Regions from separate parts of the Homo sapiens genome. Here all the other regions are linked to region 1. Evidence: chromatin contacts called from ENCODE Hi-C or POLR2A ChIA-PET data. All regions are on one chromosome and are shown on one strand. Each heading gives the region's core, a stretch centred on a gene start or an enhancer-like site at or near the end of the contact. The rest is flanking DNA. Distances are from core to core; before and after follow the strand shown. Region 1 holds the start of PGAP3 (post-GPI attachment to proteins phospholipase 3). Region 2 holds the start of RPL23 (ribosomal protein L23). Region 3 holds the start of CWC25 (CWC25 spliceosome associated protein).

Region 1 (3,492 bases), core at 650-3,149:
TCCCCTTTGAATGAATGAGAGATGATGAGATGTACACATAGGGGAAGGTGTATGTACGTATGTATGCATATTTTAGTGAGCAATTAGAGATATTCGTCTTTTTTTTGTTTGTTTTTTTGAGACAGTTTTGTTTTTGTTGCCCAGGCTGGAGTGCAATGGTGCGATCTCGGTTCACTGCAACCTCCGCCTCCTGGGTTCAAGCGATTCTCCTGCCTCAGGCTCCCGAGTAGCTGGGATTACAGGCATGCACCACCACACCCAACTAATTTTGTATTTTTAGTAGAGATGGGGTTTCTCCATGTTGGTCAGGGTGGTCTTGAACTCCCAACCTCAGGTTATCTGCCTGCCTCTGCCACCTAAAGTGCGGGGATTGCAGGCACGAGCCACCGCACCCGGCATTTTTTTTTTTTTTTTTTTTTTGAGACAGGGTCTCGCTCTTTCATCCAGGCTGGAGTGCAGTGGGGAGAGCATGGCTCACCACAGCCTTGACCTCCTGGGCTCAAACGATCCTCCCACCTCAGCCTCCCAAGTAGCGAGACCACAATGTCTGGCTAATTCTTTTATTTTTTGTAGAGAAGGCATCTTGTCATGTTGCCTAGGCTAGTCTTGAACTCCAGGGCTCAGATGATCTTTCTACCTTGGCAGACATTTCCTCTCCTTTTGCTCAAGTCCATCAAGATGTTGGCATCTGATGAACTCATCTATGGAAACCTGGGTTTATATTTGTCCTTCCTGAATATAGGATTTGCTCTTACTCTCCTGGAAGGAGTTCTTGCTATCTTACTCCCTTCCTATGAAAATGAAGCCCAAATTCTTCAACCTGACTTTTGAGGCTCCAAATTGCCTTTCCAACCGTATTGGTCACTACTCCTGTTCATGTACCCTGCTCCCTGAGTAAATAAAGCTCCTGGATGTGCCCACATCTGCCCAGGGCATCCATTCTCTCTGTTCCCTCTGTCTGGAATGCAAAGTGGTATAATAGTAAAGAGGACAAGCTTGTGGTCAAACAGGCCAGAACTGGAAACTCCACTTTACTACATACTGGCTGTGTGACCTTGGGCAGGGCATTTAATCTCTCTAATCCCCATCTGTAAAACTGGGATTAGAGAAACTATCTCAAAGGGTGTGATAAAAATTACTTGACATATTGTGACACCTGTCACACAGTGAGTGCTCAATACGTTGGTTCTTTGCCCACTATGGTCCAAATCGAATGTACCAGTCCAAAGTCCCTCCTTCAAACAAAACGTTCCAAGATGATCCCTGCCCCCACGTCTTCAAAGCCGGAACTGACACCTTCCTATCCCAAATGCTTCCTAATCAAAGAGTCTTTCAGGGGCTCAAATCATTCTCTGCCTTGCACTTGAAAAGGCTCATGTCCCCGTGGGGACTGTGAGTCCCAATGGGCGGGACCCTGGTCTGATTTCTGTGCCATTCCTAGACATTGTGGCCCGAATGTATTTAATAAATACCCTTTTGACTGAACAAATAAGTAAATGAAAGCTTCTGGGAAAGTAAGAGAGGCTGGTAAGGCTCTCATCACCTTAGGGGCTTCACTCACATTCATAAGAGACCTCGTGGGGAAACTAAGGTTCAGGGATTGCAGAGGCGTATTGGGGGCGCAGGGGGCGGGAGCAAGACAAATGGGCGGGGCTTACCGTGGGGGTGGGGCTTACCTGCTAGACTCATGTAGATTGGCTGGCGGGAGCGGAAGTGATTCAGAGCGCCCCCAGAGCAGTTCTGCTCTTCGCACTGCAGTACGCAGTCGCGGTACACCGGCTCACGGTCGCCCTGGGAGCCGCTCGCCAGCGCCGCTGCCCCAGCTAGCAGGACCAACCGCGCCGCCAGGCCGGCCATCCTTTCTCCCTGGCTCGCCGCCGGGGGAGGAGCTTAGGAGTATGAAGCTTCCACTTCCGGAGTAACCGGAAGTTCCTGTGTTCTTTATTCTACTCTCCGCTGAAGTCCACACAGTTTAAATTAAAGTTCCCGGATTTTTGTGGGCGCCTGCCCCGCCCCTCGTCCCCCTGCTGTGTCCATATATCGAGGCGATAGGGTTAAGGGAAGGCGGACGCCTGATGGGTTAATGAGCAAACTGAAGTGTTTTCCATGATCTTTTTTGAGGTAGGGCTGTTTACTGTCACCACCCCTGTCGGATTTTACTTCCTAAACGTACCTGTAACTATCCACTTCTCTCCATCTCTTCTGGCACCACCCTGGTTAAAGACACCATCATGTGTCGCCAAGACAGCCGCAGTAGCTTCTTAATGGCTCTCCCTGCCTCTACTTTTGCCTCTTCCAACCTGCGCTCCATTTTGAAAAATTAAAATTTGCCCATATCACTTTTTTTTTCTTAAAATTATTTACTGGCTCCCAATTACCTTGGGTAAAATACAGTCTCCACAAACCCTGCCTGATTTGGCCCCTGTCCACTGGTCTCCCTCACTCCCTTGCTCCAGACCCGCTTCAGAGGGCTATGTCCCTCAAGCTTCCTGACTGCCTGGCCTGGTCTGAATCACTCACTCTTCTTTTTTCTTCTAGTCGCAATTGAAGTACCACCTCCCGAGGGTGATTGCTTCCCCATGCGGGGTAGAACCTTTGCTGTCCTGTTCACCACTCTACCTCCAGCACAGAATTTGGCTTATGGTAGGCGCTAACTGCGTTTGTTTGTTCTTCTGTTTAATGAATGAACAGCATACATCAACATAAGAACTTGACAAATCCAGGGCTGTAAAATCATCAGTATGGTTCTGCACTGAGATCGGAGAGAAGTAATATTTCTAGGAAAATTAGGAACCCTGGGAACAGGACGCTTGCTTTAGTATCCTCTCCCTGCTCACCTCCCCTGCACTCCCATCAGCACCGACCCACACCCAATCTCATAGAAGCCTTGTAGCTAAGGATCACCCTTTCTCCTCCCCCACTCTCCTCACCCCTTGTCAACTTTTCTTTTTCGTCCTGGGGGTTGGAATGAGTAAGAAGTAGCCTGGGATTCCATTCACTCACTTAACAAACATTTCTGAGTCCTTAGCTCTAGCACCTTGCTAAGCAAGGCAAAATCTCCAGGAGGCACCATTCACATTGCATTTTCTGTGAATGGTGCTCTGGGGAGCAGCATTCACATTGCCTTTTCTGTGAATGGCAAATTCTTCCAGTTAAATATAACATGAATAGTGTCCCCTGGAGTTGACCACCCAACTGATACTGACTGAGAAGCTGAAATGAACAAAACAACCCCTTAGCCCTCCAGGAGCTGACCGGAAATCCAGTGCTAATACTACTTTGCATCTTACAGATTAGTTCTTTTACAATACTGTTTTTTTTTCTTTTTTCATTTCATTTTGTCCTTTCTGTGACTCTGGGATGAGTCTTTTTATGAGGATCCTCATATAAAGATGGACATTTAGGATTAAAGAGGATGAAATCCTGACAAAATAGGGAGTCTCCCCTTTAGAAAATTCCTAAGTAAGGCTGGGGGTGGTGGCTCACGCCTGT
Region 2 (3,559 bases), core at 1,038-3,537, 830 kb before region 1:
TATTCATTTAGCAGAAACAAGGACCAAAAAAGACATTAACAGAATTGGAAACTCACAACTAGTTTTAAAACTGAAGTGTTCGGAGCTCTGGTCTGTCCCACCACTGACTGAGACCAACAATCCACCCTCCTGCCATCTCATCTACAAAGTGAAGGCCATTTGCTCTGCTCTTCTCTGACAGCTCCCTGGGCCACCAATCAGACCCAGGAAGTGTTCTGAGAAGAGGAAAAAGCCCATGCAATTGCTGAATCACAATCACAGTGCTACCCAGCCCTCAAATGGATATTAATGGTGAACAAAAAACAATTTCTAACCCAAAGGCTAAAAATCTACTGGACAGCATCGTGGGGTGGATACAGGAATAGGAGTAACTGTAATACAGGGCTGACAAATCAACATCACATTTGTAAATCAAGGGATGGCCAGGAACTCTTTAGAAGAGCAAGACATCCCAGGGTAGAGACAGATTAGGCAGGCACAGGAAAAAAGTGCAAGCGCTGAAGTTAAAATGCACCAAACACCAGAAGTTCTAAAGCCAGACAGGACACAAGCTGCAAGTATTTTGAGGCCTCCCCCTTTAAATCATACACCTGACAGGAAAAATTTTGAGTGGGGAGCCTGAGATTAAGTAATGAGCAATTAGCCGGGTGTGGTGGTGCACACCTATGATCCCAGCTACTCGGGAGGCTGAGGCAGGACAATCTCTTGAGCCCGGGAGGTGGAGGTTGCAGTGAACAGATATGTGCCACTGCACTCCAGCCTGGGCAACAAGTGAGACTCCATCTCAAAAACAAATAATAAAATAAGCAACGGGCAGCTTGTTTTCGTTTTGTAATATATTTTTTTTTGAGAGCCCAGGAGGCGGAGGTTGCAGTGAGCCAAGATCGTGCCATTGCACTCCAGTATGGGCTGGGCGACAGAGAGAGACTCCATCTCAAAAAACAAAACAAAACAAAACAAAAACAACAACAAAAAAACAACTAAGGTATGGAAGTGACAAGATGATGGTCCCCCCTCCAACACAATATGAGCAAAAACTTAAGATACTTATCTCACACTGCCTCTCAATGGAAAACAAACTTGAGGCCTTGAAAACTGATCCATTTTCCAATAAAGGAAAGCGTCCCCCCACTACTCATCAGTATTAAGGTGGGCTCAGTGTTTACTCACCCTTTTTTCTGAGCTCTGGTTTGCCTTTCTTGACTGTGGCCATCACCATGTCACCCACACCAGCAGCGGGAAGTCTGTTCAGCCGTCCCTTGATCCCCTTCACGGAGATGATATACAGGTTTTTGGCTCCTACAAAAGAATGTAAATAAAAATAAAAAATGTTGAGGGCCATCAGGCCGTTCCATCAGTATAACATTTCCCAAACACTTCCAAAGCCCCTCCCTCCACTCACTGCCCAAGCAGTTAGTCCGCAAGAACGCCTTGTCACACCACCGATTGAAGCAAACAACACATGTTGCCACTTCACCCAAAAGCGATGTTTTCACTCTCCCCTTTCTTGACGGCTCAATAGGTCATTAGCCACAGGCCCATTGAGTGCTTTTAAAAGGGGGAGTATAGCAACGTGCAAAGACCTCACCTGTGTTGTCAGCACAATTGATTACAGCTCCTACCGGAAGACCCAAGGAAATCCGGAATTTCGCACCAGAGGACCCACCACGTCCTGTGGATATAAAGGGAAGGGAAACAGGATAAAGAGATCACAATCTAGACATGGTTCGGAGTTCCCCCTCATACTCAAGCTGTAATTCACCGCACATGCTTTGATAGACTGTACGCTATAGATTAGCTCGCTCGGATTTTACTTATGCCGTCCCCATGTGCCACCCGATTCTCACGGAAAGTAGCCTATTTCTTACTATTAACACTCTGACATCGAAATTAAGAAACCTAGACGACTCAACCCTTGCTCTAACTTTCGCAAAACGCAATTACTCCTGCAAGGCATAAAACCGCAGAGGTCGCGCAAACCAGGGCCTAATCCAGTCTAACTTCAACCCCATTACGATAGCCCTATTCGCGGAGCGATCTCGCGGTATCCAGACTACATTCACGTCGGGATCCTGCCATCTCAACTCTCCAGCACCCCACTGCCACTTTCGAGGGCCCTGGCAGTGCTCTCGCGGTGGCCTGGCTCTCTCTCTCCGGCCTGAAGGAGAGCAAAGCGCCCCAGCTGCCTAGGGCCACCGCTCCTGACGAATCCGCCAGCCACTGCACGACAGATGGTGGAGGATCCTCCAGAAACAAAACCTCACCTCGCTTCGACATCTTGAACGCCGGAAAAAAGAAAAAAGGAAGTCGATTCAAAGGACACTGGGATATGAACTTTAACGCCCCGCCCACCCTCCTCACGTGGCCGGAGCAAAAACCGGCCTCTTCCGCCTCTGGGCGCTGCCTTATTACGTAATAAGTTTACGACGTCGCTTTTAGCCCTCTCTGCGAAGTGGGAGTTGAGGTAGAAGCGCAAGAGATAGGAAGTATCTTCTCTACGAGCTTAAGAGTAGTTAGGGACATGGAAACAGTGATTTGTTAACTTGCTCACGACCTCTTTTGACCACTTAATAGTGCCAGGCACTTATCTGCACACTAGAGAATAGGAATTAAAACACGGTTTGTGCCGTGTGGGGGTTCCCCAAGGAACAAAGAAAGTGGGGGAGGGAGGGAGAACAAGCTCTAAACGGTTTCGTTGAATGTAATACAGTTGAGAAGTGCTGCAGATCATTCCATCTATGTGTTCTTGGTATCATACCATTCTGTATTTTACATATACAGTATTGCTCTATTTATTGACCCGTCCCCCCCAACACACACTCTTTTTTTCTTTTTTTGAGACCGAGTCTCACTCTGTCGCCCAGGCTGGAGTATAGTGGCGAGATCTCAGCTCACTGCAACCTCCGTCTTCCGGGTTCAAGCAATTCTCTGTCTCAGCCTCAGAGTACCTGAGACCACAGGCGCCCGCCACAACGCTGGGCTAATTTTTGTATTTTTAGTAGAGACGGGGTTTCGCCATGTTATTGGCCAGGCTGGTCTCGAACTTCTGATCTCAAGTGATCTGCCCGCCTTGGTCCCTCAAAGTGCTGGGATTACAGGCGTGAGCCCCCGCGCCAGGCCTAATTGCTCCTTTCACAGCTTCAGCCGCCCCTTATTCTCTGGGTTCTTTCCTTCCCACGATACATTAATTCACATACTTATTGAGCTCCTACTTTACAGCAGGTTCTGTCCAGGGCGTACAGCGGATTACATCAGAGAACAAAATAGATCAACATTCTTTTCCTTATGGAGCTTACATTCTGCTGGGGTGCAGGTGGAGGAGGATATTAGACACTAAACAAAAGATATAATAAGTAATTGCAGTATGTAGTATGTTAGATGGGGATATGTATTATAAAAATATAAATAGTATCGCTTCTCGGCCTTTTGGCCAAGATCAAGTGTAAAATATAAATAGTGGCCGGGCCTTGTGGCTCACGCTTGTAATCCCAGCACTTTGGGAGGCCGAGGCGGGTGGATCACGAGGTCAGGAGATCGAGACTAGCCTGGCCAACACAGG
Region 3 (3,547 bases), core at 401-2,900, 860 kb before region 1:
AGTTGGTCTGACCATCCGTCCATCCTTCCGTCCTTCCTCCCTCACTCCCTCCCTCTTTCTCCCTCTAACCCTTCCCATCTTGTCCTCCCTGCCTCAAGCATAGATTATTTTGCTCCCCAGGGAGAAAATCTTCTGGAGTCATTTTTGGCTGTCACAACTGGTGGAGACGGGTGTTAGTGGATAGCTCCAGTCTAGTGGCTAGAGGCCAGTGATGCTGCTAAACATTCTACAATGCACAGGACAGCCCAACTACCACCACTACCACACACCCCCAAAGAATTATCTAGGCCAAACTGTCAAGAGCGCTAATGTTGAGAAACCCTGGATTAGAGCTTTCCTGTCCTTAAATGCAGTTATGTGAAGAATACACTAAATTGGATGAAACTAGATGGAGTCCTGGCACTCACTGTGATTGAGAACACATGACAAACTAATAGGTTTACTGGGCAGGCGGCTAAGCTGATCTACTTGCTGGTTCAATTAGCTCCACTTTCCGGAGGCTAGCATTTTCCCAACCTTGCCCCATGCTCTTGTGGGTACATTTACCCTATTTGGGGCCTTAGCGCTTTACAAATGAACGTTTCAGTTTAAGAGACATTGCCACATAACTTATATTAAGTGGTATGAATTCAAAAGCAAGCTCTGCCACTACAGATCAGAATCCAGCACTGAAGGAGGTGTGGAAGTCAGAAAGATGGACAGGAAGATCCCTTCAGGCTTAAAAAGGACCCCAGGGCCGGGCGCTGTGGCTAACCCTTGTAATCCTAGCACTCTGGGAGGCCGAGGCGGGCGGATCACTTGAGGTCGGCAGATCGAGACCAGCCTGACCAACATGGAGAAACCCTGTCTCTACTAAAAATACAAAATTAGCCGGGTGTGGTGGCGCATGCCTGTAATCCCAGCTACTCGGGAGGCTGAGGCAGGAGAATCGCTTGAACCCAGGAGGGAAAGGTTGCGGTCAGCCGAGATCGCGCCATGGCACTCCAGCCTGGGCAACAAGAAACTCCGTCTCAAAAAAATAAAAAATAAAAAACGACCCCAGGGCATGGCTTAGGGTAGGGAGAATGGGGCACAAACCACCCCTACTTCAGTCCAGGACATGACTCTGAACTCTCACCCAAGGAAGAGAGGTGTGTGGCAAGACAAGATATACAAAACAAAGTGTGGTGACACGTCCTCCATATCTACCTCCTTTCCTAGCCATGGCTCCATCCGCCCCCTCCCCGGTCTTCCCAGAATTTACAGCCGGTAGAGCCGCAGTCAACAAACACGCAAACACCACCTGTCACTGTTCGCGACACACCTCGGACTTTCCCAAATCTCAGTCCCACCCCTCCATTGCCCTAAGGATCCATCCCCTCTTCAGGGCAACGGCCTCCTCCCGGCGAAAGCAAAGCTGCGTTGCCATGGTTATCCACTCCTTCCTCTACCCCCACCCCCTGCCAATTTCCGTCCCGGCCTCAGTCCTCCCCCGCCCAGGCCTCCCTCCACTCACCAGGTCTCCGCCCCCCATGACGGTGGAGACGATTCCTCACTACGCGGATCTGGAAGATTTCGGGAGGATCAAGAGAAAACGTAGAGAAATAGTTCGGGGGCTACCTCGCGGGATCTAGTCCCAGGAGCCGTCAACTGCCAGTTTCACCACCGCTCTAGAGGTCACTTCCGGGAGGGCGTCATCTCACCGCGTCGGCGTCGCGGAACGATGACGTACAGGGCTCGGTCGCGCTTTGTGACGTTGGCGTTACTTGCAGATTTTGCAAAGGTCCGGGCTCCGCTGTCGAGGCCTTTGCTGTCGAGGTCTCATTTTGGCTGCTTCGGGTCGCCACGTTGCCTGATGTCCCAGACTCTCTGTTGAAACGCCACAACTCTGTTCAGTGATGGGTTGCCGTGGGCCTGTGCCCACGGCTGTGTTGCCATGGCAGCTCACCAGGGCATTCGGCTCAAAGCTCCACGTAGTCTCTGCTAGACCTAAGGTGGACCAGACTAGGCCTCCTCCCCTCACCCTGCACACACCCCCACGCTCCAGTTTTCCAAAACGGCTTTGCAAACTGGCGCTTTCCTCAGACCTTGACTCACAGCAAATCCCCTTATGCCAGGCCTATTTTACGAAGCTAAATAGAAACCATCAAATCGAAATTCCATCAGCTTCCGTTTGCCAAACTTTTAAAATCTGCCAGCTTCCACAGTGGCAGATTTTCCCATAGTGGGAAGCTGGCAGATTCCTTTCCCTTCAGTTACTATGTGTTTTTGGCATGTTTTTCTTTTTTCTTTTTCTTTTTCTTCTTCTCCCTTTGTTTTTGTTTTTTGAGAAGGAGTTTTGCTCTCCCAGGCTGCGGTCGAAGCTGACTGCAACCTCCGCCTCCCGGACAGCAATTCTCCTGCCTCAGCCTCCCAAGTCGCTGGGATTACAGGCGCCCGCCACCCGCCCGGCTAATTTTTGTATTTTTTGTAGAGACAGGGTTTCACCATGTTGCTCAGGCTTGTCTCGAATTTCGACCTCAAGTGATCTCCCCGCCTCAGCCTCCCAAAGTGTTGGGATTACAGACATAAGCCACCGCGCCTGGCTATTTTTATTTTTGTAGCAACAGGGTTTTGCCATCTTACCCAGGCTTGTCTCAAACTCCTGGACTCAAGCAATCCTCCTACCTCGGCCTCCTAAAGTGCTGGGATTACAGGTGTGAGCCACTGCGCCCGACCTGTTTTGTAATTTTCAGAATAGAAGTTTTGCACATCTTTTGTTAAATTTATTCTAAATGTTGTATTTTTTGTGATGCTATTTTATTTATTTATTTATTTATTTATTTATTTATTTATTTATTTATTTATTTATTTATTTCGAGACGGAATCTCACTCTGTTGCCCAGGCTGGAGTACAGTGGCGCAATACCAGCTCACTGCAACCTCCGCCTCCTGGGTTCAAGCGATTCTCCTGCCTCAGCCTCCCGAGTAGCTGGGATTACAGGCATACGCCACCACGACCTACTGATTTTTGTGTTTGTAGTAAAGATGGGATTTCACCGTGTTGGCCAGGCTGGTCTGGAACCCCTGACCTCAGGTGATCCGCCTACCTTGGCCTCCCAAAATGCAAGGATTACAGGCACCCGGCCTGTGATGCTATTTTAAATAAAATTTAAAAATTTTAATTTTCCAATTGTTTGCTACTAATAGATAAGAACGTGCTTTTGTATAGTAACCTTCTATTTTACAGGCTTGCTAAATTCACTTATTAGTTCTTATGGCTTTTTAAAAATACTTATTGCCCGGGCGCGGTGGCTCACTCCTGTAATCCCAGCACTTTGGGAGGCCGAGGCAGGTGGGTGGATCACCTGATGTTGGGAGTTTGAGACCAGCCTGGCCAACATGGAAAAACCCCATCCTACTAAAAATACAAAAATTAGCCGGGCGTGGTGGCGGGTGCCTGTAATCCCAGCTACTTGGGAGGCTGACACAAGAGAATCACTTGACCCTAGGAGGTGGAGGTTGCTGTGAGCCAAGATGGCACCACTGCACTATAGCCTGGGCGACAAGAGTGAGACTTTGTCTCAAA

The links. A loop is a pair of places that touch in the nucleus more often than their neighbours do. ChIA-PET counts read pairs that join two places held with the same protein, here RNA polymerase II (POLR2A). Pooled maps may share reads with other maps.
Region 2: a loop to region 1 is called in a pooled map, with 7 times the contacts of the local background. The contact joins the promoter of RPL23 here to the promoter of PGAP3 in region 1. A Hi-C loop is called at or near these places in 3 of 50 pooled maps. POLR2A ChIA-PET finds 5 or more read pairs at or near these places in 3 of 52 experiments (Caco-2, GM12878 and HepG2).
Region 3: a loop to region 1 is called in a pooled map, with 10 times the contacts of the local background. The contact joins the promoter of CWC25 here to the promoter of PGAP3 in region 1. A Hi-C loop is called at or near these places in 3 of 50 pooled maps. POLR2A ChIA-PET finds 5 or more read pairs at or near these places in 2 of 52 experiments (HEK293 and WTC11).

What each region holds. Positions count from the first base shown.
Region 1 is chr17:39,686,158-39,689,649 of GRCh38, forward strand. It overlaps PGAP3 (post-GPI attachment to proteins phospholipase 3), which reads right to left and starts at 1,900. Exons shown (of 8, transcript NM_033419.5): 1 at 1,677-1,900. The coding sequence starts at 1,857. It also overlaps a transcript of ERBB2 not described here. RefSeq lists enhancers at 1,919-2,028, 2,739-3,492 and a silencer at 2,979-3,273.
Region 2 is chr17:38,851,434-38,854,992 of GRCh38, forward strand. RPL23 (ribosomal protein L23) reads right to left here and starts at 2,288. Exons shown (of 5, transcript NM_000978.4): 1 at 2,265-2,288; 2 at 1,589-1,672; 3 at 1,171-1,299. The coding sequence starts at 2,277. SNORA21 (small nucleolar RNA, H/ACA box 21) reads right to left here and starts at 1,562; the gene lies at 1,430-1,562. It overlaps SNORA21B (small nucleolar RNA, H/ACA box 21B), which reads right to left and starts at 225; the gene lies at 91-225. RefSeq lists enhancers at 1,141-1,924, 1,235-2,434, 1,925-2,708, 2,432-2,541.
Region 3 is chr17:38,823,671-38,827,217 of GRCh38, forward strand. CWC25 (CWC25 spliceosome associated protein) reads right to left here and starts at 1,651. Exons shown (of 10, transcript NM_017748.5): 1 at 1,496-1,651. The coding sequence starts at 1,513. MIR4727 (microRNA 4727) reads left to right here and starts at 2,168; the gene lies at 2,168-2,222. RefSeq lists an enhancer at 359-990.